Linked DNA regions of Mus musculus: regions 1, 2, 3, 4, 5 and 6 are each linked to region 7. Evidence: chromatin loops called from intact Hi-C (ENCODE). Cell type or tissue: gastrocnemius. All regions are shown on one strand.

What was found. Peaks named below come from ENCODE experiments on the same cell type or tissue, not always from the same donor. Only the 100,000 strongest peaks of a DNase experiment are listed, where the experiment ranks them.
Region 1: it touches region 7 in a loop (4-fold over the local background); 2 of 42 quality-filtered maps call a loop at or near these places.
Region 2: it touches region 7 in a loop (3-fold over the local background); 2 of 42 quality-filtered maps call a loop at or near these places.
Region 3: a loop joins it to region 7, with 14 times the contacts of the local background. A loop is called at or near these places in 2 of 42 quality-filtered maps.
Region 4: it touches region 7 in a loop (4-fold over the local background); 2 of 42 quality-filtered maps call a loop at or near these places.
Region 5: a loop joins it to region 7, with 7 times the contacts of the local background. A loop is called at or near these places in 2 of 42 quality-filtered maps.
Region 6: it touches region 7 in a loop (4-fold over the local background); 2 of 42 quality-filtered maps call a loop at or near these places.

What each region holds. Positions count from the first base shown.
Region 1 is chr16:24,071,780-24,075,779 of GRCm38, forward strand. No RefSeq gene overlaps it. Among named protein-coding and RNA genes, the nearest start is that of Gm46545, 8.9 kb to the right of the region's middle. In gastrocnemius, no CTCF peak of the experiment used is centred here; DNase peaks (open chromatin) are centred at 1,546 and 3,405; H3K27ac peaks cover 3,542 bases.
Region 2 is chr16:24,560,980-24,564,979 of GRCm38, forward strand. All of the region lies in intron 4 of Lpp (LIM domain containing preferred translocation partner in lipoma), which reads left to right. Among named protein-coding and RNA genes, the nearest start is that of Gm24440, 160 kb to the left of the region's middle. In gastrocnemius, no CTCF peak of the experiment used is centred here; no DNase peak of the experiment used is centred here; H3K27ac peaks cover 3,079 bases.
Region 3 is chr16:24,482,066-24,486,065 of GRCm38, forward strand. The region is part of intron 3 of Lpp (LIM domain containing preferred translocation partner in lipoma); the gene reads left to right. Among named protein-coding and RNA genes, the nearest start is that of Gm24440, 78 kb to the left of the region's middle. In gastrocnemius, CTCF peaks have their summits at 1,624 (motif pointing left) and 3,385 (motif pointing right); DNase peaks (open chromatin) are centred at 1,609 and 1,799; H3K4me3 peaks cover 2,417 bases; H3K27ac peaks cover 3,999 bases.
Region 4 is chr16:25,077,137-25,081,136 of GRCm38, forward strand. It overlaps the pseudogene Gm52256. Among named protein-coding and RNA genes, the nearest start is that of Gm41435, 10 kb to the right of the region's middle. In gastrocnemius, a CTCF peak has its summit at 1,852 (motif pointing right); a DNase peak (open chromatin) is centred at 3,891; H3K27ac peaks cover 3,678 bases.
Region 5 is chr16:24,154,809-24,158,808 of GRCm38, forward strand. It overlaps Gm32126 (a long non-coding RNA gene), which reads right to left. Exons shown (of 3, transcript XR_384786.2): 2 at 3,706-3,781; 3 at 3,341-3,590. Among named protein-coding and RNA genes, the nearest start is that of Gm32126, 2.8 kb to the right of the region's middle. In gastrocnemius, no CTCF peak of the experiment used is centred here; DNase peaks (open chromatin) are centred at 2,115 and 3,401; H3K4me3 peaks cover 260 bases; H3K27ac peaks cover 3,813 bases.
Region 6 is chr16:25,063,233-25,067,232 of GRCm38, forward strand. It overlaps A230028O05Rik (RIKEN cDNA A230028O05 gene), which reads left to right. Exons shown (of 3, transcript NR_040374.1): 2 at 1,481-1,605; 3 at 3,324-4,000. Among named protein-coding and RNA genes, the nearest start is that of A230028O05Rik, 5.6 kb to the left of the region's middle. In gastrocnemius, a CTCF peak has its summit at 1,534 (motif pointing left); DNase peaks (open chromatin) are centred at 1,226, 1,519 and 1,953; H3K27ac peaks cover 4,000 bases.
Region 7 is chr16:24,237,188-24,241,187 of GRCm38, forward strand. All of the region lies in intron 1 of Gm31814 (a long non-coding RNA gene), which reads right to left. Among named protein-coding and RNA genes, the nearest start is that of Gm31814, 24 kb to the right of the region's middle. In gastrocnemius, a CTCF peak has its summit at 2,165; a DNase peak (open chromatin) is centred at 1,172; H3K4me3 peaks cover 1,018 bases; H3K27ac peaks cover 3,205 bases.

The sequences.
Region 1 (4,000 bases), 170 kb before region 7:
CTCCATGATTCTAGAATTCTAGAATCCTCAGTCTCGAACCTAAATCAGAAGTCCAGGGGTCAGGGAAGGAGACCAGGTGGGTGGCCGAACCCAGAGAACAATCCAGTGGAGGAACACAGGTTCTCTTCAGCTATGTCCTGGATCGTGTCACTCCTTTGCTCCCGCCTCCCCTGATGCCCCATTTCTCCTGTAGTGACATCCCAAGTCTCTGAAAACACTCACAATCCACAGACTTGCTTCTATGTTGCCTCTTTGGGCTTCATGCCCACTCCTTTCCCAGGCCCCTCTACCCCAGCACGATCAGACACTGCTATAGTGACACAGCTTCCTTCTCTCTAGAATGCATTTTGAGGCTTTCTTCTGGGCAGGCACTTCTATGGTTATATGATTGGTAAGCCCCTGCTCTCCACAAAAAGCTGGAATCTCACCTCCGCTGTAGCTCTACATCAGCCTGTGCATTGGTCCCTGGCCACCCCAAACCAGGGCTTTCTGCTGCCGGGACTTTAGCCCTCTTAGCACAGTAGATCTTTGCCCTGCTTAGGATATAGAATAACATTGGTCTCCCTGCTAGGAGGCAGGTCCTTCAGAGGCCTGTAGACCTCTGAAGTGTGCCTGCTCAGCCAAAGCTCCCTGAATAGAAGAGAAAGCAATGAAAGAGAATGTAAGAATTACCATTTTTGAAGTATTTTAAGCTTCATAGAGCAGTAGCAAAGACAATACAGGTTTCAAATAAATTCCTTGCAAATGCTCAATTGTATCACCATATTTCCCCGGAGATTAGCCATATCAACATTAACGTTACTAGTTTCAACTCCAATGGCATCTGCAGAACCCCTTGGGTTGCAAATGCCCTCTCCTCCCCAGCCCTCTCTTCCCCACTCTCTGCTCTCTCCTCTTTTCTTTTCTCAACTCTCCTCTCCACACATCAACTCACTCATACCACCTATAGTGCAAGGCTAGGGAGGAGAAAAGAGAGTATATCCACGAACAGATTAAAGAGGCTCTTCAAGGCTTCATGGTTTGAAAGAGAAGGATCAAATCGTAAGTGAGCCGGGGTTTCCTAACTCATGGCTTGTCCCTGTTTCTTTGGGCAATGCTGCCATTTTTCCAATCAGGTTCCATTGCCTCTGCTCTGGCTGCATGGGCTAGCATGGTTTTTTCCTTTCCTTTCCTTTCCTTTCCTTTCCTTTCCTTTCCTTTCCTTTCCTTTCCTTTCCTTCCCTTGCCTTCCCTTCCCTTCCCTTCCCTTCCCTTCCTTCCTTCCTTCCCTTCCCTTCCCTTCCCTTCCCTTCCCTTCCCTTCCCTTCCCTTCCCTTTCTTTCTTTTTTTGTATTTCTGACAAGGTGAAGATGGCAGCTGCCTCTTCAGCTTGTATGCTGGGCTGGCCCTGAGCAGCTGTAACTCACACTACCAAGTGCTGAGACACCAACATTCCTGCCCCTACACGGCATATCCTCCCCTCACTCAATCATTCTGCACCCGAAGTGCCAGAGGGAGGAGGTGCTGCCAGCCGTGGCTTACCACAGGGTCCTCAGGCGCCCTGCAGCCTGGTGACTGGGATGCCATCTGGCACCCGCCACAGCTGCAGGGCCTCCAGCCTGGCCTAGAAATCCAGAGTGGGCTCTTGGCATTGGCGCAAGAAAGCCCTCTAGCCTCTGGTCAGTATGTCCATCCTTTCCTAGATGGAACAAGCCACTGATTGTCTCCAGGCCTCAGCCTCCTCAGCTGTCAGGACAGGAGAAGAAGTGAATTTGGGAGTACTTGATCTTTCATTTTTCTCAGCCCTGGATCCCCTTATATTCAGGAAGGAGTCTTAGGTCCTGTTCCCAAGTAGAAACAGTACTCAGTATGGAGAAATGGAGACTCATGAGCAGTGAAAAAGTAGCGTCAGAGGGAGAGATCTGATATGGATGCTATGGTGAGGATCAGATGACTTCAGCATAGGTCAAGCATGCAGTCAGTGGTCAAATATTTGCAACAGCAGTAGTGAGAATGACATCTATCCCGAGTCTCATCTGCTCCCGTCATCCATCCGAAGCCAGGCCCTTGCTTTCCGCTGCCATGTGTTCTCTGTGCCAAGGGTGCACACACGCCTCTGTCCCAGCTTCCTAAAACATAGCTGTGCTATGCATTCCTTTCCTGTTCAGAATCCTTCACTGATGCCCAAGCACCCCAGGAGTTAGGTGTCAATGCTTCACACTGTGCATCAAGAGTCACAACACATGGGTCCCCCCTCCTAACCTTCCCAGCCTTCTTGGTTCCCCACACCTGCCCAGTGCTTTGGTAAACCTGCCTTTCGTGACCAACAACAGGTGCTAGTTGTTGATGTCTGGCAAAGAGCAATAAGATCGTATGTTAGATGTGGCTCTGGAGTCAGAAAAAAATTAATGTTGGATGGCTGTGTGGCCCTCAGCAATCTCTGAGCCTTGGTGTCCCCACTTCTAAAGAAGGATTTGTAAATGGTACCTCAGGACTGTGAGGACAGAAGCCAGATGGAGAGCGTCTGATCTCCAGTGAGTACCACTACTCAGTACCCCTTGTTACTCGGTGCTCCCATACTCTGGCTGGGTCCTGCCTAATACTGACCCCTTCCTGACGGACTGAGATATGCTTCCCTAGTACGCCTTCTGCACACACCCTGCTTTTCCCTTTGTAGAAGTCAGGTCTGGTTCTTCTTCTCAGTCTCGTGCTGTCAGAAAGAAGACTCAGGCTCAACATATATTTACAAATGCCTTGGCCATACAGCTAGGCTCTTCTCTGACTCGATCATAACTTAGATTAAACCCATTTATCCTAATCTACATTCTGCCATGTGACTGGTTACCTGTGCTCAGGTACCACACATCGATCTCCTCACATTTTCCCTGGTGAATTTCCTGTGCCTGGCACTATCCCAAAATCCTTTCTGCTTTTTGGATGTCCCACCTCCAACTTTCTGACTCCGCTATAGGGCATCAGTTATACTATTGACAGGTGTCACATCCATACAGACACAAGATATTTTCTCTACACCCCTCATAGTCTAGTGACTTGATTCTTCTTTTCTTTTTCCTTTTTCTTTTTCTTTTTCCTCTTTTTTCTTTTTTCTTTTCTTTCCTTTCTTTTCCTTCCCTTTCCTTCCCTTTTCTTTCCATCCCTTCCCTTTTCTTTTCTTTCCCTTTTCTGTCAGAGTGAAGCCCCTGAATGTAAGAAGAAATCTTTCACCAACCAGCCAGCACTTCAAAGGTGTCAACCAGAGTACGTTGGACAATGAGCTAAAACAATGAAATTAGAGTGAAAGTATGGATCAGGGAGATCTATAGACGCACACTGAAATCCTAAGGGTAGGCTACCTCTTCCATGGTCAGTACAGGATGGCTGAGTGCCAGCTCTAAGTCATGCATGTCACCCTGTAGGAGTGGATAAAGCCATTAGCGAGCCTGGGTGGGGATAGCTTTCTTTGCTCGGGTTGTGTTGCAGTACAGGAGGGTTGAACCCAATGAGCAAGTAGGGGTGAGGGAGGAGAGGCAATGAGAAAGTGTGATTTTTATTTGTTTACCTCTCACCTGTCGGGGCACCTTGGGCCATGGATGAAATGAATTAGGCTTTAAAAAAACCAAACCAAACCAAAAAAATGAACCAGTCACTCTTCAACATGGTCCGCAGAGCAGCAGCAATGGAATTCCATACCAGAGCAACAGAAATATAGAAGTGGATTGACAGTCGGAATCAGCAACTTCAGAGGGGGCCCAAGCAATCACCTATTCTATCTGGTCCTCATGTTCTGAGGCACGGTCAAGTTTGAGAACCACAGGGCTATCTATACACAGGGACTTTTAAAGTCCTTTCCTTTTGTTTGTAGTTGCAATGGTCTATATTTCTTCTATTGATGTCTTAGTCCTTTTGCTGATGAAGGAGCAGATACTCACCCTCACTCATTCCATTTATATGTTCTACCCAGCAAAGTCCTTGTCCTCTAAGACCTCAAGAACATCCACAGTTTAGGACCCTGGGGTGTCCC
Region 2 (4,000 bases), 320 kb after region 7:
ACTCATCCACTATCAACATCCTAACAAAGAAGTAGAACCCTCTTCTGTCCTTTGACTAATCCAGGGTGAACCATTTCACCAGCTAGGACAGCTCAGAGTGCTAAACCCAGAGGGGATTTAAAAAGTGAAACTGCCTGAATTTTCTACTTCAGAGATCTAGAGAGCTGCTCCTCCAAGGCCTTCACCTATCACGTACCTATTTCCTTAGCTTCCATTTATTAAATGCTGATACAGCAAGTTTTGAGGATCATCTAGTTAACTGTATTCACTTTCCTACCGAAATCCATCTCAAGACAAAGAGATATTTTAATTAAACCTTGAAAAGTTACAGTGACTGTTCTTTAAAATGGGAAATCAAGCATCTCTCTCTTTCTCTCTTTCCCTACCTACTTATTTACCTATCTGCCTATCTCTCCATCTATCTACTGACATCTACCTACCTCATCTGTCTGTCTGTCTGCCTCCCTGCCCGCCTGCCTGTCTGTCAGTCAGTTTTTCTGTCTCTGTATTGGTTTGTCAGTCATCTGTCGAGCAATGTAATCCCTGTCTTTTGGATTTATAAACTGGTGTGAACTGAAGGATAGAATGGTTTCAACCTTTGAAAGATGGAGGACTAAGTGTTCTGGGAGCATGACATAAACATGTACAACAGTCTTGTGGTAAAAATGGGTATTAGTGGGAATGATACCGAACAACAGTCAGTCCATAATTAGACTTGACAGTGAACGTGTCAGCAGATATCAATGAGTGTAATCATTGTTTTCCCTCTGCTTTTGATCTTGGCCCATCACTGTGGTGTGTTCCTTGTCCCATTTCCAAACCAAATCTATTTAAAGCTGCACTTCACGGGGTTTGAAATCATACACCCTGTTTACTCTTAAAGAGCATGAGGTATCATTTCCAAATAGTTGGTCTCTGTACTACAAGAGCTACTCTGGCCTCCTGCAGACCATTGGCTATCTCCATTTTCTACATGACTCGTTAGAGGAATAATACATAATTAATTCTCATGGACTTATTTATATTGCCCTATGAAATGTTAATTTTCATTTTTGGGAAATTGCCTTGAATAAGATTAATCAGCCACTCGTTTTGTTCTTTTCTTTTCTTTTTTTTTTTTTTTTTTTGTGAAGATAGTAGCTGTAATCTTGCGTGCACTTATTCTTTGTTACTTGGGTAGATTAGGTTCACATTGCTTTGCAGAGTGAAGCAGTGAGCTCTGTGTGTCCTGTGGGCTAGAAGCAGCGAGAATATCCTCAGTCCTGATATGACCTTGGGCAGCGCATCCTCCCTCTCTGAGGTCATCTTATCACCTGCTTATCAATAGACAAAGGTGTCCCAGTTGATCGTGTTTTGTCATGCTGAATGGTCTAGTAACTAGAATATTATCTTCCTCTTCTGCCATGTTTCCAAAATCCTTTGACTTCATCACAGAGCCTTGTGTGGAAAATTGGTATTCTGTTTAGCTCTTGATTCTTTGATCTAACAGAGAACAGTTGCTGATTGGGCTTTAGAGTATATGTATGCTGTAATTGTATATTAGACTCTTGACTGTTGCTCGCTTCAGCAACATGCCGTTTCAGGTTAGACAGGAAGGGAGTCAGTCTTCCTCTAGGGCAGTAGTTCTTACCCTTCCAAAAGCTGCAGCCTTTTAATACAGTCCTCATGCTGTGGTGACCCTCAACTATAAAATTATTTTCATTGTTTCTTCCTAACTGTAATTTTGCTACTGTTCTGAATCCCAATGTAAATATTTTTAGAGATAAATGGTTGCCAAACAGGGTGCGACCCACAGGTTGAGAAAGGCTATGTGATAATGCTATCTTATGTCTCATTTTAGAGTAACTGAGAAACTTACTCATTATTAATACCATTAAGTAAAGGCAAATTTCTCTTCTGTTATTTGATTTATCCAGTGTGAATAATCAGTCTTATTGGTACAAACAAGTCAGAATGTCTTTTAAAACCAGAGGGAATTTTTTTATTAGATATTTTCTTCATTTACATTTCAAATGCATCCCTTTACTGGTTTCCTCTACAAAAGTCGCCTATACCCTCCTCCCACCCCAGCCCTGCTCCCCAACTCACCCACTCCTGCTTCTTGGCCCTGCCATTCCCCTGTACTGGGGCATAGAATCTTCGAAATATCTTACGAGTTAATCTACCCAACATTTCTAACTTGAGAGTTGGGAAATTTTGAGATCGTGGAGGAAATCTAATTGGTTCCAGGTGTTAGTGCCAATGGTAGACCAAATTGTGTTTGGCTGCTTGCTTATTTATTTGTTTGTATGTATGTATGTATGTATGTATGTATGTATGTATGTATGTATGTATTTAGTGTGTGTATATTAGTATGTGTGTATATATGTGTGTGTGTTGTAGATATACACACTTATGCATGTACCTGTGGAAGCTGAGATCAGTGTTGGGTATCTTTTGCCCTCTGTCATTCTACACCTTAAGTTTGAGACTGTCTCTCACTGACCCTTGTGCTCAGTGACTGGGTAGACTGCTTAGAGAGCTCCAGGGCATCTGTCTTTGTGTTCCCCCTACAAATGACATGATTATAGGTGCATGCTGCTGCACCCAGGTTTTAAAATAGTGCTTGGACCCGAACTCAGCTCCTTCAGCATGCACTGCAAGTGCTTCACTCCGCCATCTCCACGGCCTTTTATTTCCCTTATACTTAGAGTTTACTGTGTCATAAGCAAGCAACATCAGTGTCTTTCCTCCATACATGGAGGTACAGCACGTTGTATTTCTCAGGAGAGTATGGGTTCCTTGAAGTCCTTCCTTGCCAAGGGCATCTGGTTCTGGCCCTTTCACTGTATGCCACTGCCTTCTACCTTTTGCGGACCCATTTGAACTGTGTGGAGCTGAAGATGTTTCTAGATGGCTGTGTCCCGAGCACTTGAGGACATTAATTAAGAGACGATGGGCAAGGGATGAGAAAGCAAGAGGCAGGAGAGTACTGGCCTACAGAATGAACCCAGCTGAGTGTCTGTTCCCCAAGCTGCTGGAGCATGGGTAGTAGAGGCTTTCACTTTCTCACACCCATCTTGAGACTGGTCCTGACACTAGGCTGGGGCTGAAAAACAACTGTTCTTTTCATGGGTCTTCATGCTTCCGAGGAGGAGGTAGTAACTATCCATCAGGTAGAAGAAAATGTAGAGACCCCTGGACCTAGGCACTTCCTAAGTCCTGAGCCAGTCTAGCCAATCACTGAGCACCAGCTTCAGTGAGAGACACGGTCCCAAACATAAGGTGGAGAGTGACAGGGGGCAAGATACTCAACACTGACCTCTTAGCCACACAGCCCTTAGAGTTAGAGATTGGAAGTTATCTGTGGGTCAGATGCTCGCTCGAGTCATTTTGTTGTAGGACCAGCAAGATTTTTTTCCCTGAGCCTCCGATTCTCCTTCAGTGAGATGAGAGTTGGTAGAGATTCTGTAAAAGGGTCCTCAACTCTGATTTTCTTGAGTTTCCAGTTTGCCTCAGCTCTCTTAGCAAGTTTGCAGCTATGCTAATGTGCAAGATACGGAACAGAGATGTTGTTTAATGTGAGCACCATTAGAGCTTGAGTAGGGGGAGAGGGAAGTGGAGAGAAACACAAACATCTGTGAACTACCTGAAAAACACACATTCTCCAAGAATCCCAGCTACAACTTCAGGTTTTTACAGATACTCTGAAGGCTGTGCAGACATGAGTTCTAAGGCAGACAGAAGATATTTCTCTGTGTGAGAAGCCAGCTCTTCCCTTTGGTTGTTTCATGATTCCTGTCCCTCTTGGATTTTCCTCTCAGTTCTTCTGAAAGGGAGCTCTTCAGCTTCCCTTAGCATGACTCTGGGAATTGACATATACTACTATACCTGGGAAGTGATTTCTTAACATTGAAACTCTTACTCTGCTTCCTTCATTTACTAGGTGTTCTTTCAGTAAATGTACTTTTAATTCAGTATTGTTGTGTGCTTATAATTTTAATACAGTAGATTGTTTACT
Region 3 (4,000 bases), 240 kb after region 7:
TAGAGGAGTTCAGATGAGGACATTTGGTGATGGACTTTAGGCATGGCTTTGGCTGAATACTGTAAATACATTAAGCCATTTGGTGATGGATCAATCCTTGTGGCAATAGATCTTTATTTGTCTAGGGAGGTGCCAGTGCCACTGGGGAAGGTCCTCAGCGTCCTTGGACCAGTTTACCTATAAATGGCTTCCATATCCACTACCTTCTCATCCTCTTGCCTGTTTCAGATGTGTGTGTGTACACACGTATGTACATATATGACCTATACATTGTTTGTCTCCTGCATGTACTTCTAGTCTTTGTTTTCAGCAGATAATCTTGTCATGGAACACAATTTGTAGAGCATTTTATATCCTCATGTTAATTTATTTGCTGCATAATCACTGTGATGTTAACATCATAGCTAATCTTGGATATACTGGAAAAAAACATGTTAGACATACACTGTAATTTTCCACTTTGCAGATGTGGAAACTGAGGCTTGGAGAGGTTGAGAGGACCCTTGGAATAGGAGAGTGTATTTATTTGCTGTTTGCTTAGCTCACTGCAAAATCAATGTGTTAATTACCCACTGCAGTTCTCCAACACCAAGGGCTGGAGACTCAGCTTGTTCACCTCTCCCTCTGCCGTCATGAGTAGAATATGACAAGGTTAGCCCTGGGCCCCCTTTGCAAGAAGAGACCCTTGATTGGTGTTTTCAAGGGTCTGCCGAGAGGTCCAGCCAGTCCCGACCTTGTCATTACAAGAAGCTCATTCTTGAAGCAAAGCCAGGGAAACAGATGTTGCAAGAGAGCGGGCTTTTCTGGAATATTCCTGTGATCCCCGTGCTCAGTGGTCAGTGCTTCCACCTAGCCATCACGCTCTCCCATGGCTGCATGGTAAAATCACCTGGGAGCTTTGGATTCATAACCATGGTTAGGTTTCCCCTTTTAGGTTGGTACTGGAATGGGCTGGGTTGAGGCCCTGGGTCTTAGCTTTCTTCTGCCTGTCTCCTTAGGGAGGAGAACACCTGCTTCTTGTTTTCATTCCTTTTTTTGATGTTTTGAAACCAGCAACCAGTCAATATCACAATGTTACTTACTGAGAGTTTATTTACTGAGCCCTTTTCAGGTGTCCAAGGCAGTGGAGAGGATGGTATAAGAACGGCATGAGTGTACGTTGAATCGAGTGGGCCATCCAGACTGTATCAGTGAGAGCCACCTGAAGACAGAGCAGTGGCCTTTGTCATCTTCCCTTCTTCACTACTTACCTCCACACCAGATTGGCAACCCTGGCCGGATGTCATTTCCAGTCATGAAGTGTCATTCCCCACAGTTGTACTCCGGAGCATACCATGTCTTGTTTACAGTGACTGGGATATTTGTTTGTAGTGTCTCCCTTTTGCTTCCTGCACCAACTTGAATTTACAAAAGATCCACTTCAGTTGTCATGCTCCCTAGGCGCATCCAGTGCATACAGTGACAGTCTGCCTTTCTGCTGTGGAAATACCCAAAGTCCGTCGCCTGTCACTGTGTGTTCTCTCCAAAATTAAGGTCATTCTTCATTGCCCCTGGGTGCCAGCCAGCTGAGCTGTACCCTGGCCTTGGATCTGTCCCATCCCGACTTGTTCCGGTACCTCCTGGTGGTGGAACACTCACTGTCCTGAAGCCACCTGTCATTTTCCCAGCGAGAAATAATCTTCCCTTCACTAGAGCCACACACTGCTCCGAGGGGGAACATTTAGGACTCATCACATTGTACCTCGAGCGTCTGCCACTGTCCACTTCAGGAGGGTGGGGTAGCCTCTGCTTACTTCTGGCACCTTCTGCCGTGCCAGGAACATGGGACTCATTCCAGCATGGATTCCATGAGTAACTGGATCACTTTTAGTCCATCGCAGCAGTTGTACAGAGTTAGCCTCCTGAGCTCTTGGAAGCTCCGGCGAGCATGTGCAAAAGGTCTACTGTGAGGAAGCAAAATCCAGTGACCTAGTTACAGCCTGTTCCCTGCACTCGTGCCTCTGAGGCAGCCCCAGCTTCAGCTTGAAGAGAGATGCTGTCTCTTCAAGGTGCTGGTTGTTGGCATATCTTCCTATGGGGCCACCACCTTCTTCTTTTCTTTTAAATATGATAACAATGAAATGTCATGTAGAAAATCCAATAATTGCTGACTAGAAATCAAAAAGAAAACAAAACTCACCGTGAGCACTTCTAGTTAGAGCTATGAAGCCTGCGCTTGTTTGATCGATGTAGCATTGTAGGGGTATCCTGTGCTGGTGTGTGTCAGTAATAACTGGTAGAGATGGTCGCTGGTTCTATAGGTAGACTGTTTTCATTCTCAGCACAAAAACTGAGCTACAACACATACTGTCACCATTGCTCTGGTGCCAAAGTGGATTTCGTGGTGGCATAGTGATTAAATATCTAGTATTTCAAAGGGCTTGGGTGTCCTTTTTGTGCCTGAGCTGTGCCCCAGCAGCAGCTATATGAAGAAAGCTACAGAACAATGAAATCAACGCGACTGGAGTTCAACACACCGTTTCTGTAGCATTTGGTGTGTAACCTTATGACGGGCAGGGTGTGGCCGACAGTGGGTGCTGGGAAGGCATGCTCTACCCTCTTTTTCTGTTTGGGATCCTAAGAGATTCCAAGGGCTTTTGTTCCTTTGAGGGAAGGTTCTGGAAGACTACAGCTGTCCCTATATTATCCTCATTTATAGTAATGGATCTTAGCTGAGCCAAGCTACAAATGGCAGGAGAGATTTCAAAGAGCATTGCCTAGTGGGGCTGCAGCTCAGTGGCAGAGCCTCTTTAGACCTTGGAGTCAATTCCAAGCACCGGAAAAGAAGAGAAAGAAAGGATACCGCCTTCCAGTGTGCCATGTTTAGCCTAGAGGTGTCTGGGATGGACAGTAAGACTTGGAGCATAGATGCCCTGCCACACCCTGAGGGCAAACGTGTGCTTTTTCCTCTGGAGTCTTTTGTTTTCTTCTAGTTTGCATTTTATTTTGTTCTCTTTTATTTCTAGATGGTCTTATCACTTGAATGATTTCTAAGCACTATAGTGAATTTGAAGCAGGGCAGGAAAATACAAAGTAGAAAATAAAATTTACCCCTGAATACATTCTGCTTTAATGATCGTTGTTAAATTTTTGGAAAAAAGTTTTCTAGCACCCTCGCCCCCCCCCCATTCCTTCCTACTCTCTCTCTTCCCCAGTGTGTCTAAATGTGCACGTGTGCACGTGCTCACATGTATGGCTATGTTTACAGTTTATTTATGTGAGGCATAAATAACCACAGTTTTCAATGCCATGAACTTTTTTACTAAAATGATATGTCTTGTACATTGTTTTTCTTTAAAAACAAAAGATAATTTTGCGTATGACTGTTTTGCTTCCATGTTTGCCTGTGTGCTGCTGTGTATTTGGTGCCTGCAGAAGCCAGAAGAGGGCGCTAGATCCCCTGAAATTGTAGTTACAGATGGTTGTGAGCTGTCAGGTTGATGCTGGGAATCAAACTCAGGTTCTCTGGAAGAGCAGCCAGTGCTTTTAACTACTGAGCCATGTGTCCAGCCTCTAGAAACCCTTAAAAAAAAAAAAACCTGAGCAGCAGCTGCTACACATTTGCATTTAACATTGCATATTCAAGTGTAGAGAGATTATGATGCGAAACTGTGGTCCTAAGGAAGAAAAGTTGCTCTTGCAGGGGTAAGGTAGAGGCGCGGTTGGTGAGGTGTGGCCAGCCATCCAAGGTCCTCTTCTTGGCAGTATGGAGAGAGAGGTCCTAACGTACAGTCAGGCAGGGCATGAGAGAAGGAAGATTTGGGGATGTCTGCAGTGAGACTGGGTCAAGAATGAAGAAATGATTCTAAGAATTAGTGATGAGCTGGGAGAAGGACTTAGGAGTTCAAGTAATCACTTGTTGGATAGGCTGAAATGAGGGTACCGGTCTCAGAACTAGATGACTCCAGGAGCAGCTCTAATGGGTACTCAGTGGCCCTTGTGTCATAGAAGATCATATATA
Region 4 (4,000 bases), 840 kb after region 7:
ATAGGAGGACCAACAATATGAACTAACCAGTAACACCAGAGCTCCCTGGGACTAAAACACCAATTTAAAAAAAAAAAAAAACATGATGGAACTTGTGTCTCTAGCTGTATATATAGCATAGGATGGCCTAGTCGGTCATCAATGGGAGGAGAGGCCCTTTGTCTTGGGAAGGTTCTATGCCCCACTACAGGGGAATGCCAGGCCCAGGAAGTGGGAGTGGGTGGGTTGGGGAGCAGGGAGAAGGGGGAGGGGGATAGGGGATTTTCGGAGAGGAAACTAGGAAAGGGGATAACATTTGAAATGTAAATAAAGATAATATCTAATAAAAAAATAAACAAAGAAAGGTTCTGCTATCACAGGTCCAGTTGCAAATGTGTGTGCAGACTTGTGGCTCAGGATTGTATTCAATATAGACAGCACTGCATAATTCTCCAGTGTATTTGTAAAAAATACTTAATAAAAAGCCTTTGCCCAAAAGAGGGAGAAAAAGGAAAAAGGAGAAGGAGGAGGAGGAGGAGGTACAGAAAAGTGCTGGGACAGGAACTTGGGTCTTCTGCTTACTGTTCTTCTGCCTCTGAGAACAGGTTCAAGGCTAACCCAACCAGAATTTTGATGGTGATGATAGAACACAAGCTGTGAGATGGCCTGGTTGCCTTGACTGCAAGCAATAAAACTAGGAGGCAGTCTCCAATAAACAATGTTTCTTATAGTAGACTATGAAAAGCTTACCGCCTGTGAAGTGAAATCTCTGTGAAGCTAGCAAGCAGCTCAGCCTTACTGTGTTTTGAGATCCTAATATTCCTAGCATGAGAAATGTGCCTTCATTGTGCTGGGCTTGCTTCACGAGAGTGAAATTGATCTGACCAGTCCCTGCTCTGACGATGGGAACAAGAAACCATGCCAGTCTCAACTCACGTCATTTAGGAACACTAGACACTGAAATATAATTCAATCAGTGCTCAGCTGCATAGAGCCTCTCTGGTCTCTGAAAAGGAAAGCACTTCTCACAATAATTCCACCTGCCCTCCTTGGTCAGTCCCTCTGATGACTTCCGCCGAGTAGATTGTAGATCACAAAACAGCCTGGCTGTACCCTGGCTCTGGCTCTTGAGCTACAGCTTAGCTTGGCTTAGCTTGCTTGGCCTTTTGTTCTTTTGCACCTTCCTCGTCTTCTTTATAACTGTGGTCACACGTCTAAGTCAAAACTGATGTCATATATTAAGCATTGAGATACCACAGAAAGTAAATCCACTGCCTTGGGAAACAAAAAACAAAAAAGCAACCTGAAGGCCTCTATATTTTCCTATTCCTTTCTTCTTATCTGCTCTGGTTTATCAAGGAACTCACAGACATTGGAGGCAGGCAGAAAAAAGTTTTCTAAGACTAAATGAACAGAGTGTTTAAGAAGAGGAAGAGAACACAGTGGGCAAAGGCAGGGGCCTCAGAGGCATCTGAGGAGACAAGTGGTCTCTCCTTAACTGGTTGAACAAGAAGAGGTTCGGAAACATGAGGATAGCCTATAGAAAGGAACCAAAAGAAAGAAAATCTAAACTTTATTTTCTAGACCTCAGAAATGAAGATAACACATAGCTTATGAGGCTGCTGTGAGTGTCAGCAATGGTGAATGTCAGCATTCCGGCACACAGCATATAATTAATTAATAACCAGTAGTTATGGCAAGCCCATTTCTGTACCCATTCTGTTTCCTTTATTTGGATAAAAAAGGAGAAGAGATTATCCTTGGATTTTTCCAAAAGGTTTAACATAATTATTTATTATATTATGTGTAGGAGTGTTTTGCCCAAGTGTATGCCTGTGCATCATGTGCATGCTTGTTGCCTGAGGATGCCAGGAGAGGGCAATAGGTCCCTAGGAACTGGAGTTACAGATAACTGTGGGTGGCCACGTGGGTGCTAGGAATTGAACTTGGGTTCTCTGGAAGAGCAGTCAGTGCCCTTAACCACTGAGCTATTTCTCCAGGCTCTGTCATTGAATTTTTTTTTTAAAGCCTTTCCAGAAATGAGATGCAAAAATGCTTTACAGTCTCCTAAGGGAACTTCAAAATGCAACCTCTCCTCATATGCTTTCCTAATGCTGGCCAAGCCTCAGCAGGCCTTGACTCACAAATCATCTATTGCGGGCAGCTATCAGTTTCACGGACACACACTACCCTTGTATGAACTGCCTGTCTGGGCTAAGTTTAGACATGGGCTTAGCTTGTCTTTTGTACTGGATTGATAACTCCTCAAATAAAATGGTATCATTAGACTCAGAGTAAGAATCTGAGATTTCAGGATTGGCTCAGGTACCCGTTGACCATCTGACATTAGTTGACCAGCCATCACTAAAGCATGTATGAAATACTGAGCATGATGATGAGACTTCTTGGAACTTTTATGTTTTTTTTTTTAAACAGTCATTGTCTATGGATGCACTTTGCAAACTGTAAAACACTAAAGTAGAGATTTTACATTACATTTGATTTTGATAATTTGTTCATCAGGATTCTGTTGATTTCAGTTACGGTAAGTCCTGTGCCAGCTTGGCTACATGAAAAGCCTTCTGGGCAACATGTATCAAATAAGAGGTCAGAAGTATGCTTCTTTGTTAGCAGGTTTTCTTCTGCATTAACTGCTTTATTAAACTTGCCCCCTTTCCCAGGGTCTTGCAGCAGTCTCAGGCTTAGGGTATCAGTTTGGTAAACATCATAAAAAAATGTGTGTGTTTGCCAAAGTAACTTTGATAAATGTCTTATAATTAACTCTCCGTGGACTGAACTCCATCTGTTGGCTATGTGGCTATGAGGCTATTTGTATGTGCTAATAAGCCAGCCTGGATCCACACCATTGTTGAAGGCCAAAAGATCAAAGTCATTCCCTCTTAAACTACATCGATTGAGAATGGATGGAATGGTTTCCTAAAGGAAAAGTGAGATACTATTTCCAGAATGTGCTGGCAAGATACAAACTGTTTCCCCTACCTTGGCACCCCTGTCAACCAAAAGTTCAAGAGCTTAAAACAGAATTAAGAATGTAGCTCTGTGGTAGAATGCTTGCCAAGAATGGATGAGTCCCTGGGTTCAGTTTCCCATTATTACCAAAACAGTAAGTTTAGGGTCTGGGGAGATAGCTCTTAGTGAGTTGCCTTCTGATCAGGAGTGGAGTCATGAGTTAAATGCTCAGAAAATATGTCTAAAGCTGGCCATGGTCATGGGTATCTATAACCCAGCCATGTGAGGTAGGTGGAGATAGATAGATAGATAGATCCATGAAGGTCATTGGCCAACTAACTTAGCCGAACTATGAACTTCAGGGCCAGTGTCTCAGAAAGTAAATGTGCAATATGATGGGGGACGACATCCAATATTGATCTCAGACCTCCTTGTGTGTGTGCCCATATGTGCACAGGAATCATCTCATACTTGTGCATATACTTCTCACATATATGACCCCATGTACACATATACGAAGCTTGAAAATTTAGATACGCTATGTGTCTATTCGGCAGGGGGGACATAGTGGGACAGGGCTGCTATGTATTGGGACGATCTGTGTCCTGTGTGGCATGCCAATGACTCAACCAGAGATCTAAAAGAAGAAAAAGTGTGGTAATTTCCAAAGCAGGGATATTCATTGGGCATCTATCGGGAGTCCAACTAATGTTCAATTGCTTTGATGTTGTTGATTTCAAACTGGCTGCAAAATTTCTTATCCTGGCATTGATGAGCCAGATGAACAGAGAACTTTCTGAGACCATATTTTTAAACAAAGTCTTTTTAAAAATAAAACATGCATTCATTTGAATACCTGTTTAGCAGCGGGAGGGCCTGTCAAGGGTTCATCCAGGGACACGCAATGGAGCCAGGCAGCCGGGAGCCGGAAGGGGCAGAGCCCGCAGCCACAGGAGAACATTGTCTGCTGCCAGCTGGGCTGCTCTCTTCTCCCACAGGCCTCAGGCACCAGGTTCCCTGAATTTTAGTATCTTTTCCAGGGGGGCATCTT
Region 5 (4,000 bases), 82 kb before region 7:
GCCTGGCACCCTTTGGTATGAAGGGAATAGTCAGTCTTTATCCCTTTATCTAAAAGATGAGTAGCCCATGACCCACTGCAAGCAACAGGGTGATCAGTATTTTTTTACTGGAGACACTTTGCTTGGTTTAAGTGAAGAAAAAAATTGAGAGAAAGTTTAAGTCTTGAAACTGCTAACGTCTTCCTGTTACAGTATGTGGGGCACCATGGGGGCGGGGAGTATAAGCCAGACAGTCATTCTTAGGGGTAACCTCTTTGGTTTATGTAAAATATGTGACTCAAAGCAAATTCTTTCTTGTAGTCTGCCATGCCCAAAGAGGACTTAACCTGGACTAAAAGTAATTTGAGCTTTTCATCTATTTAATTGATTGCAATTTTGCATTTTATGTTGTGATGTCTAATTTCCAGAGGAAATATCATTTACAAACCACATAAATGGTGATGACGCTTTTGGAAAAAGAAAAAAAAAAAGTGAGGAGGAAAGCCCACGACTCCTAAAAGTAAAGATTTCAGTATGAACTTGCCTATTATTTGTACTTTACACCCACATTCTTGAGTCTGTTATCTCCAAAGTAATTTCAGTTTCTAAAGAGCATTTGGTACTCCTAGAGGCTTGGAAAACAGTCTAGTTTCTGCAGACAGAATTGTATCTGTGTGTGTGTGTGCTTGTGACTTTAGGAGTGTGTGTGTGTGTGTGTGTGTGTGTGTGTGTGTGTGTGTGCACGTGTGTGCCTGCCTGCCTGCCTGCCTGTCTGTCTGTCTTTGTGAGTGTCTGTCTCTCTGTCTGTGTCTCTGTCTCTGTGTGTGTGTGTCTGTCTTTATTTGTGTCTGTCTCTCTCTCTCTGTGTGTGTGTGTGTGTGTGTGTGTGTTTGGGTGTATGTGTTAGAGAAACTGCATGAGACAGGCTGTTGGGCAGTATTGAAATTAGGCTGTTTTCCCATAGCATAGAGAAGGCTCTAGCATAGTGTGAATCTTATGGGGGAAAATATACAGTGGATGCCTCTGTATAAATTATGATCATTTCAAGAGCCTATCGAAATAAATCACAGCCTCTGACTGGCGAGGCCTTGGAAGCTAGAGGGGAACCAACTATTGCCACTTTCCTAAACTCCTATCATTCCTATCTGCATTCTACATGCCTGCCTTATACCCACAGATAAAAGTAGTTTTCTCCACTTCAGAAAAGAAGTTTCTTTTTGCAGTAGATGGAGATCATTATAGGAAGCCATAACAGGTCAAAATGCAAAGATCAGCTGACTGCAGGGTGATCAGACGCAGCTAATATACATTTACAGCATGTCCCTTACACATAAGGTTCAGGGAACATCATGGAAGAGGGACAGAAAGATAGAAAAAGCTGGAGGACCAGAGCATCTGCTGTATGAGAACGTAAAACAGAAAGAGGACACGAAATAGAGAGAGAGGAGAGGATAGATCTGGATGAAGCTATGGAGAAGATAAATTGTATAAAACTCTTTAAGAATTAACAAAAGTGTGGCTTAAAAAAAAAAGAAAGAAAAGAAAAGAAAAGAGATAATCCTCCAAAGTTTTTCTACTTTAACCCTTTCCAGGAGATAGTGATAATGTGGCTCAAAGAAAAGGAATCTCTTGTCCCAGCCAAAAAAGAAAGAAAGAAAGAAAGAAAGAAAGAAAGAAAGAAAGAAAGAAAGGAAGGAAGGAAGGAAGGAAGGAAGGAAGAAAGAAAGAAAGAAAGAAAGAAAGAAAGAAAGAAAGAAAGAAAGAAAGAAAGAAAGAAAGAAAGCAAGCCAGTCGATATAATAACTCAAATGGGAATAAACCCTATAGGTGACTTCCAAGTGAGATGCCTCTCTCTGTTACATTTCTTCTCGTTTCTGTACCGGTGTTACAAAAGATGAATCCTAAAACAAAGTCTTCTGGTTGTATTTGGGCTAAATGTTTGAGTAAGTTCTCAGGCTTGACGACCAGTTCCAAGGTACTGGGTGACAGGTGGTCTCTATTTTTGATCACACACTAAACGTTTGTGCCTACCAAGCCATAGCGAGATAAATTAGTTGCTTGGCATCAGAAGAACATGAGTCATCTTTCTCACCAGCAATAAATCCAGTGCCTGGCACGGGGCAGATGAAATGCAAAGTGACAGCTGAGATTGGAGCATGCTTGCCTCCCTCTGTCCCCATTTCCTTAGTCCATTCCCAAGCTGGCAGACAATGTTGCACTGTCCTTGCAACCATGGTCAAGGATTTGTCAGTACTGATTTTTTTTTTTTTTTTTTTTTTTTTTTTTTTTTTTTTTTTTTTTTGTAGCCGGTAGCTAGAGGAGGGCAAGCGTGAAGGATGTTTGGGTATATGACAACTGACAAGCAGGTGGAGACATGAGGTTCATGTGAGTGTCCCAGCCTCAATCCTCACTCTGCATGACATTGGACATGACACCTGTCTTTAGGGACTCCATTTCTCACCTGAAACTTGAGGGGGTTCCCTTTCTACTTCCAGCAAAGGCTGGACCCATGAGTTGATCAAGCCTTTCTTTCTCCAGCATGGTGTTGTGGGTTCCCAAGCAAGCAGCAGTTCAAAGATTTCTCACCCCAGTTAACAGTTCTGACATAAGTACTTGAGGTCATTGGAAGCTGGAAAAGCACACCAATAGCAGACGCAAAAGAGCAAGCCCAACTTGGTCTCTGCTCAACACCCTGGTGGTTGTGAGTCCATTCCCTGCCTATTTATTTAGTTTTGAGACAAGACCTCTCTCTGTAGCCCATGTTTTCCTCAACTTGAGTGTGACCCTTTCACCTAAGCCTCATGAATACTGGGAGTAGACATGTACCAGTATGTCTGGTCTAGTTTCCTAATAGAATCTTCAATTATTTCTCTGTTTTTTGTTTTTGTTTTTGTTTTTTAAAGTTAGTGTCTGTTCGACAAAGTTGTCTTGTGGATCAGAACATGGAAGCCATGGTGCTTATAAGCCTAGAACCTGAAGAATGGAGTGCTGAGATGTGAGGATAAAAAGTTAAGGACACTTCCTGATTCTCCATGCAGACACAAGAGACCAACAGGTTCATGGTGAGGCGTAACCCAGATATAAGGTAGCAGATGCTCTATCTGGGCTGCTTGCTTTGTGCACTCTCTGGACCATGAGGATTACACTAGAGGCCCATGCACAGTTACCATTATTTCCTCTTTCTAATCCAATAGGAGGTACCTCCTGCCTCACATCTTACGCCTTCCTTCTTCCTTCTCCTTTTCTCTGGTCAACCAAGGATGCCAAATCAAAAACTCTAGTACAGATTTCAACCATTCTTCTTTAATCTTCTAGATTGTTAAAAGGTAACAGCTCATGGGCTCTCCCCTTCCTTTTGGCTTGAGGTCAGCTGCAGTTTGCCCCTACAGCAGTGACCAGGAAGCCTCCGTCTCTTCAAGTCTTTTCTTGGCATCAGGGTGATCAGCAGGTAAGCTGGCAATGGAGGTAAGGCTGAAGCTATCTGCTAGAAATGACACGTCTAGTGTAAAGCATGGCCTTCCATGCTAGTCTGCAAGCGTATGCAGCTACGAAAGACTTCAAAGAGGTCATTAACTTCAGTGCCCCACAGTGTGGAGTGTGGGAGTTGAGCTCTGCAGGAGAGAACAGATGTGTAGAATCATGTGCAATAGAGGCAGAAGCATTGTCAAAAGCACCCAGATCACATTCAGCTTTAGAATGATGAAGAGACAGAGACCCCACACTTACGGAATTCTTGAATTAAAGCACCATTGCCAATTTCCACAACCTCTGAGCCTAAGTGTGGTTCTTATTTCATGAGACCCTATAAAATATACATGGGAGAGAAACCACATGAAATCAAACTTTGAGGTTAACTGATAAAACAATGGGTTGTTATAGTAATGTAAAATTGGGTAAATAAATTTACATTAATATTTCAGAACTCCCATTTACCCTACTAAAACTATGTCACAGATATTCCTGTGTACAATGAGTGGTGGATATACAATTATGTTTGTGATAGAGATATAGGACATATGGC
Region 6 (4,000 bases), 830 kb after region 7:
ATTGTTTCAAGGAGGCTTACATACACAAGCAAGTGAAGGAATAGAGATCAGCTGGACCCAAGGAAATGTAGCAAGTGAAGAACTCTGTGAGCTTAAGAGTATTGAACTGACTGAAAGCAACCTGAGTCCTCAGTGGAAAGAGAAGGTCCGTAGATTCCTATTTCACAGCTCGACAGTGGATACTAGCTTCCAGTGAAATCATTAACTTATTTATCCTGTATTTGACGGGCTGTTTTTTAGAGATGAAACCAAGGTTCACCAGGAAAAGCCTACCTAAACAGTGTCATTTAGGTCCTGGGGATTGTGAGTAAGGTGGTGACCGGGTACAAGGTACATTTTTAGCCTATGTTGCAGGTTCATCCTACTGATTACTGTATGACCTTGATGCCTGTGGCTGGTGTGTACTGAACCATTATGTGTAGGATTTAGGCTCTGAAGTGTCTCCTGGTTCCTTCATTCTGCTCTTGGAAATGTCAACACTGCTGCGGATTGACTGGTGACACTCAGTCATTCTATCTTGGAGTCTACATACAAGCTAAGAAATGACAGTTCCCACCCTTACACTGGTGAGGACCAAAGGGTGGAAAGACATTGAAGTGGGATGCGTCGAAGTTCCAGATGAAAGCTGTCATCCCTAAGTTCATGTTTAACCACATAATGATGTCTGGCCACACCCTTACTCCTCATCTTATGGCGTTCCAAAGGAAATTTTGGATTTCAATTCTAACAAGTTAGTCTCCAATGCAGAACATGAAATATGAATTGTATCTCATGGATTCTACAGTTCAGTTCTCTTAGACAAGGACAATGAGACTTTACAAAGCTTACCCACTGGACCTGACCAAAGAAACAGGCAGGAAATCTTAGAGTCAGGACCACATCCCAGATGCCCACTGGTCCTTGGTGTTCCTTTTGATTTGTAAGCTATGTGTTGGAGTTTGGTCTCTAGGTTCCAATGGATAACTTTTGCTAGGTTAAAGAGTATCAAGATTGTTCTTGGCCTCTGACAGTTTTATGGATCTGCACTATCTATTTCTGGTCCAGTGTTGATTCTGTGCTATTGTTTGAGCTCTGTCCATAATATCTGCCACTGCCTTTAAGAGAGAGAGAAAAAATGTTCTCTTGTGCCTCACAAGACAGGGAGAGATAGACAGGGTCAGCTTGAGCAGATTGGCTGTCTCTGACACACACACCTGCCTTGGCTGATATTTGCTTGATATTTGCCATCCTCAGCTGCTTTCCTGTGCAGTTAGCTACCTTGTACTTCTGAATCTATAGCTTAAAAACAAACAAACAATTAGTTCTTCCACCCCCTCCTACTGAATGTAGCACTAAAACATCTGCATAGATAGAATTTTGTGAAAATGAGCAGAAAATTTGAGGCAATTCAAGGAGGACCAATAAGCTCTCCTTTAAGTCACCATGAAACCCAGATAACACAGTCGCCCTCTTCTAAAGGAAACTGTCCTTGTCCTCCCAGAGTTTTCCATGGCCATGCCCAAATCTTCTCCAAGAGCGCCCTCTGCTGGATGACATCAGGACCCCGACAGCCTCAGCCATCTTGGAAGTAGAGCCAACTGGAGTTTTGAGAGAATAAAAAGGAAGGTTGGAGAGAAAGGGGGTTGGTGTTTTGGGTGGGGAAGGGAAGATATTTGAGGGGAGGGAGAGAGGGGGAGGGGAGATTACCACACTGGGAAGCTCCGAGGCACCTCTATTTGAACACCATCCTAAAATAAGATGTGTTCCATCCATGACGTCCTTATGCCGCTCTACTTCTATTTCAATGTATTAACTTAGTACTAAAAGATGATCACATGTTTTAAAAGAAAAGAAGCAGATGGGGAGACCCACAGGCAAACATCAGGCAGAGTTTGGGTGACTTGTGAAAGAATGGGGGATAGAACTGAACAAGCCGGAGAGATCAAGGACACCACAAGAAGACCTACAGAGTCAACTAACATGGGACCGTGGGGGCTCACAGAGCCTGGACCACCTACCAGGGAGCATGCAGGAGCTGGACCTAGACCTCCTACACTTTTGTAGCAAATGTGCAGCTTGGTCTTTATGTGTGTTCCCTAACCAATGGAGCTGGGTCTGTCTCTGTCTTTGTTCCCTGCCATTGCATCTCCTTCCCCCTACCTGGTCTCCCTGGTTGGGCCTCAGTGGGAAAGGATGTATTTAGTTCTGCTAGGACCAGAGGTTTCAGGATGTAGCAGTTACTAAGTGGGGGACTCCCTTTCAGGGACAATGGGGGATTTGTAAGGGTGGGGCTAGGAAGAGAGCAGGAAGGGAGGGCTGTAATTGAGATGTAAAATGGAAAAAAAAAAAAAGAAGAAGAAGGATCAAAGGAGAGGAAGAACCAAGAATCTCCCTTGATATTGATGATTCCTTGATGGATTACAAAAGATAATTTCATAAAATAGCTCAAGTTCTATTTGAGATTTTATTATTCTTTCAGGTAAGTTCTCCGTCAGCTAGTCATTCCTACCCAGGGATTGAACAGTTTTGGAATTCAAGGCATATTTGTAAGTTCAGTGACTCATTACTGTGCTTGCACTTCATTTAGTATATTTAATTAGCATATTTATTCCAAAGAAGACCATAACTTCAAAACACTTTTTTAGAAGAAGAAAATGCATTAGCAAACTTTAAAAGTATATTTGAATATCTAAGTCATATTTTAAATTAAGCATGTTTGGGTAAATAATCTCTCTCTCTCTCTCTCTCTCTCTCTCTCTCTTCCCCCCTCCCCACTTCTGTCTGTGTGTGTTTGTGTGTGATTTTAAACAAGAAGAAGGCCTCCTATAAATAGCCTTTTTAAGGCAAGCTCTTGTTGATAGATTGAATTTTGTCTTTAAGACCGATGTTAGTGTGAACTTATTCATTGGTAGGAGTTTGCTACGAAAATATAGAATTGGAGGGTTGATAATCTTTAAAGTGTCATGTTCAGTAGACCAAAAGAAGCAGTAGCTAGGAATGTCCTTGTGGGATGAGCATAGGGCTGAGCTAACTGTTAGAACTCTGACTTAAAAATGGAATAGTAACGTTCTATGAAACATTAGGGAAGACTCCCCCATCTCATTACTCAAGTGGTTAAAAATGAAACCTGAAACGAATAATGTCCCAAAGGCTCATGGTCAGTCCTAGGTGGAGCCCAGACTGGACCTTGGATCATCCAGAGTGCTTAGCAACATCCAAGCAGACCTTTGATGAACTGTTTTTCTTATCATGCCATGAAAGGGAATTACAGGCAAATGCTAAGATGTCCATGTCTGATTCCTACAAACTCCATATTGAAATAATCTTCTTCATTGCATTTGCAGGTGGTGCTGATGTGACTTAACGGAGTCCTCAGGGTGGAGACTATAGTTGCAGTGGTAGCTTCATGAGTAGAGGAAGAGAGATTTTAGCCTGGCAGTCTTTCTGTCACATCATGTGATGTGAAGTGCCATCGTGGGAACTCCATCAGTAAGAGGGTCCTCAGCACACAGGACCCTTTGACCTTTTGCACTTCTCTGCCTCCAGACAGTGAGAAATACACTAACTTCCTTTGCAAGTAACCTAGTTTGTGGAGATCAGTTAAAGGGATGAGAAACAGACTGGTAGCAAGAGACTGAAGAACGCCGCTGGAAACTGCTGCTGACATTGTCATAAAACATGGAAGAAATTCCTATTTGAGACTCTGTCCCAGCTCATTGTATCCTTAAGAGACCTAGAAATAAACCACTCAGCTCCTCCCCACGATGACCTCCACTCTGTTTACACAGGGGCTGGCCAGATGTTAGAAAAAGCAAGCAAACACTTGCAGCTGTTATCAGGGCGAGGGTGGAGCACACGAGGTTCCCAAGTTTTCATCCAACACATCAGAACATAGTTAATTTTTACTGCTTTTGGGTTAACTGTCTTCCTCGTCCTTAACTTTTAACACTTAGTATTGAAGCTTGTGTCGAGAGATGCAAAGGGATCCCTGAGCTAACTTTAGCCCATGGCCAAGGCAAGT
Region 7 (4,000 bases):
ACTGGACTTTCAGGTGACTCCTTACTATAGGCCAAAGTCCAGGCGTGAGCTGTGTCCGGTCCAGATGAAAGTGTGCCATTCTTCCAGGACTGGCTTTCTATTTCTTGCTTTACCTTCCCAATGGTCTCTTCATGCCTTTGCTCCCAGCCTTCCAAAGTCCAAGTGCACATATTAAACTTCCTTCATTTCTCTTCCTATCTGTCTAACTAGAGGTAACTTCAGAGTAGTTAAATTCCTCCATTACTGAATGTCTGCTTTCTAATCCATGTAACAGCCAAAGAGACATGATTTTATAACACTTACCGTTTTAAACTTTGGTTAACTCACACAGGCCTTTATTATCAGATGGCTTTCTCTTCATCTAAATCAGCCATCTCCTGCAGCAGGAGGAGATCAGATAACAGAACACAGCAGACCTCAGAAAGGGCTGCCCAGTGCTGATTGCTCGGTGCCGAGCTTAAGAAGTCCCTGTATTCATCAGCTGGCTAGCAGATTAATTTTTTTTATTTTATACACATGTGATAATAATGTAACTTGAACATCTGTTGTGTTTAGATACAGTAACTACATGACCATTTTCAATGAGGCCTCTCAGGAAAAAAAGAAAAGATCTTAGCTTGCCACTGACTGTCTTGTAATACTGGCTGGCTCAATCCATGTCTGTTTGGCTTCATGGTGAGTAAAGCCACTGACTGACCTTCTTCTGTGTGCAACTCAAGAAACATAAGTTAAGTAGGACTACAAGAGTTGGCTAAGGGAGCTCAAAAATCTCCGTCAAAGTAACTGGGGCTACTTAGGAGGAATCAGGTAGCTGCTGGAGCTGGTAAGTGTACGCAAATGCTCACATATTTGGAAACACCCCTACTAAAAGGAATAGTAATAAATAGAAGGAAGCAGAGCGGGCCTCATATAGCAGAACAGCTGTGCAGAGCTCAAGGGGAGGTAGGATTTCAGTGGGCCAACACGGGCTCAGGGGCCAGTTCAGGCAGGGAACATGAGGAGCCATGGCACAGAGTGGGAAATACAAGGTGCCCAGGGAGAGCTGGGCATGCTCATTGGTGGCTTCAGCTGGTGGAGCAAGCAGGAAGCAAGGGAGATGGGCTGGAAAGGTATTGTAAGGTCAGAGCAGAAAGGCCCAGAGAGGCATGGTGAGGAGCTGGGCCAGGGAAAGTGATCTCACTGGCTAAGCTTGAGGGGGCCTGCCCCTCCTCAGACGGCCTGGGTGCAGGCCCAGAGCAGGACATGTGGCAGCAACTGGCAGGGAGGGTGCTGGCAGCTCCACCAAGCTTGTTTCTTCACCAGGAAACAAGGTTTCCTGTAACTTAGACCCATGAATCAGCATTTCCTCTGTCAATAATACACAGCAAGAGACGCACCAGCACGGAGCTTGAGGGGAATGGAAGAAAGCAAGGAATATTCCATGACATAGCTGGCCTCTGCTCCCGTTCCCTCCTGATACGCTCGCAAATAGCACTCACATTGCCTAAGATCCTTTTCTTAGCTCAGTCCCCCCGTGAAGACTAAGTTGCACACAACACCTGCCTCTCTTATCCCATTAGATGTTTCCATCATCATTGGAAGCCACTCGTCCAGTCCTTTACTGGTGTGCAACAGTGAACCACGCATGGGTGACTTGCCTTGGAGTCGACTCCATGTTGAAGTGCTATCGAATTAACCCAATAATTCCACAAGGTCCACAGGGAGCGTGCAAGCTACTTCACTAGTAGAGACACGGAGGAGAAATGCTGGCCTGTCAGCTGTTTACAAGAAGCCAGACCTGATCTGGTGCCTCAAACACAGTACAGGGGACACAGAATCTAGAGCAGTGAGGCTATCTATAAAACACTTAATACCTTTATCGCAAGTATAGTTAGTGATGGCGATTGAACTGATAAAATATTTAATGAACTTAATTTCTAGTAGTAAAATAGTACGCGTACATATTTTGTCGATCACTAGAAAGAATCATATCTGCTCTCTTACTCCATTTATCATGCCAGACTCTGTCCTAAATAGACAAATAGCCCTGCCCTCCATAAAGCTTATGTTCTGGTTTCCTACCGTGCAGACAATGAACAAGAGGAGAGTAAGCTGCAGGGTTACACGTGTGTAGATCAGCAGAGAGCAGAGAGAAGAAGAGGAGTGTGCAGCATCTTTACACGGCCTGTAGAGGGACGGTGCCTTTGAAAACGTGTTTGTTAAAGCAAGCTCCCGAAAGTCAAAGAAGACGTGTGGCCATGTGGGGCAATGGGAGTCAGCACCAGAAACACTATGCAGGTGGCCTGAGACAGTACCCATTGGAATGTCCAAAAAAAGAAAAAAATGTCAAGAAATCAAGAATGACCAGCATGGAGAGAGAACGGGGGAAGGTTAAGGAGGCAGAGCAGAGTGGGAGTCGTGAGTCAACTTAGAGAAGTGCTATCACCTACTTAAATTTAAATAATGAAAGATGAAATAAGTCAAGAACAGCAGATGGAAAACAACCACCACAAAAATATAGGAAGGACACTTAGAATTGGCAAAGAAGACAGGAAAAGGAAAGGCAAGGGTGGTATGGAAAGAAAGAAGAAATGCAGTAGCTGCCTTCCACTCTCTGACCCCCTAGTCCAGATTTGCAACTCTGTTGCGGGCTGCAAACCCTGGAACCCATTGCCCCAGCCCCTTCTTGCAGGAACGGTATAGGATAAGGCCTGCAGAGGGCTTCCTCTTGACTGAGGTCATTGCCCATGCAGGTTCATTGCCCATGTAGGCCCCAGGACTCTGCAAACATCCTTGCAGGGGCTTCAGGCCAAAAGTAAAACCAACTCACCTGACCCCCATCCCAGATTTTCCAGGAACATCTTTATCTTCGGAGGACAACCCATTGCAAGCAGCAGGCAAGAGACCCTAAGAGGAGCAGGGACTAACTATGTCAGCTCCATCTTACAAAGGCTCACTCCATAGCGCGCCTTGCTTTGAGCCTGATTCACCTTCGAGGGTGAGCAATGCATGTGTAGGGGTGGTGAGGATACAGTGTGTGAACAACATGAGAGGAACAATGTTGTCTTCTTGCTAGAAGCCAATGTTCCCTCACTCTTTGTTCCTTCTAGTTATTAAACCCTTGGGCCTCACAGGCAAGCTCATATTCCTTTCAACCTCATACTACCCATCCCAACTCCCTCCCACCTTGAAGAATTTTAGAAAGAAATCTTTGTGTGGTTTCTCCAAACTTTGACCTACTCAGGGGTGCATTTGCTTTGCCTCCTGATGTCTGCAGATCAGAGCAGGCAAAGTCCACATCAGCAATGGATGCTAGGTGAAGTCCCTCCCTCGACATCAGCAATGGATGCTAGGTGAAGAAGTCCCTCCCTCATGCTTCTTCTCATCGTGCAAGGAGTAAGGGAGGGAGCCGCTGCCCTCCAGATGGCCTGAGAGCATCCAGTCAGCCAGAAGATATGACCAGGGTAGAGAATAAGGAAGAGAGAACCAGCTCTTCAGTTTTTCTTTCTTGTCCACGCCTTCCCCACCGCTGCCTCCCCAGATGCTTGGCCACTCTGCCGCCATCAGAAAGTAAAAACTTTGAACTTAAAAAAAAAAATTTTTTTTTAATTCAAGGTAATTGAAGTTGAACAAATAGTACATGGGGGTTCCGTGTACCTTGCACCTACTTTCCTTAAATGTAAACATTTTGCAAAACTAAATTACACAATCACAATCAATTATCGATGTTCGAATAGTCCTGACAAGTGAACAGCCTTTGCTGAGGGTTCCTTCATGACTGCTTTATTAGGGCTACTTCGATTTTCTCCCACCTCTTCATTACCCTGGCAACTGTTATTCTCTTCTCAGGACATTTTTCTCAAACTAAAAATGTAATGTGTATGGAATTATACTGAGTGTAACATTTTAGAATCAGCCCCTTTCCTAATAGGGTAAATTCTAACAAGAGATCCATCAAAGAACTAGAGATTATTTCCAGCTCCTAGCTATTATAAATAAGGCTTCAATGAACATAGTGGAA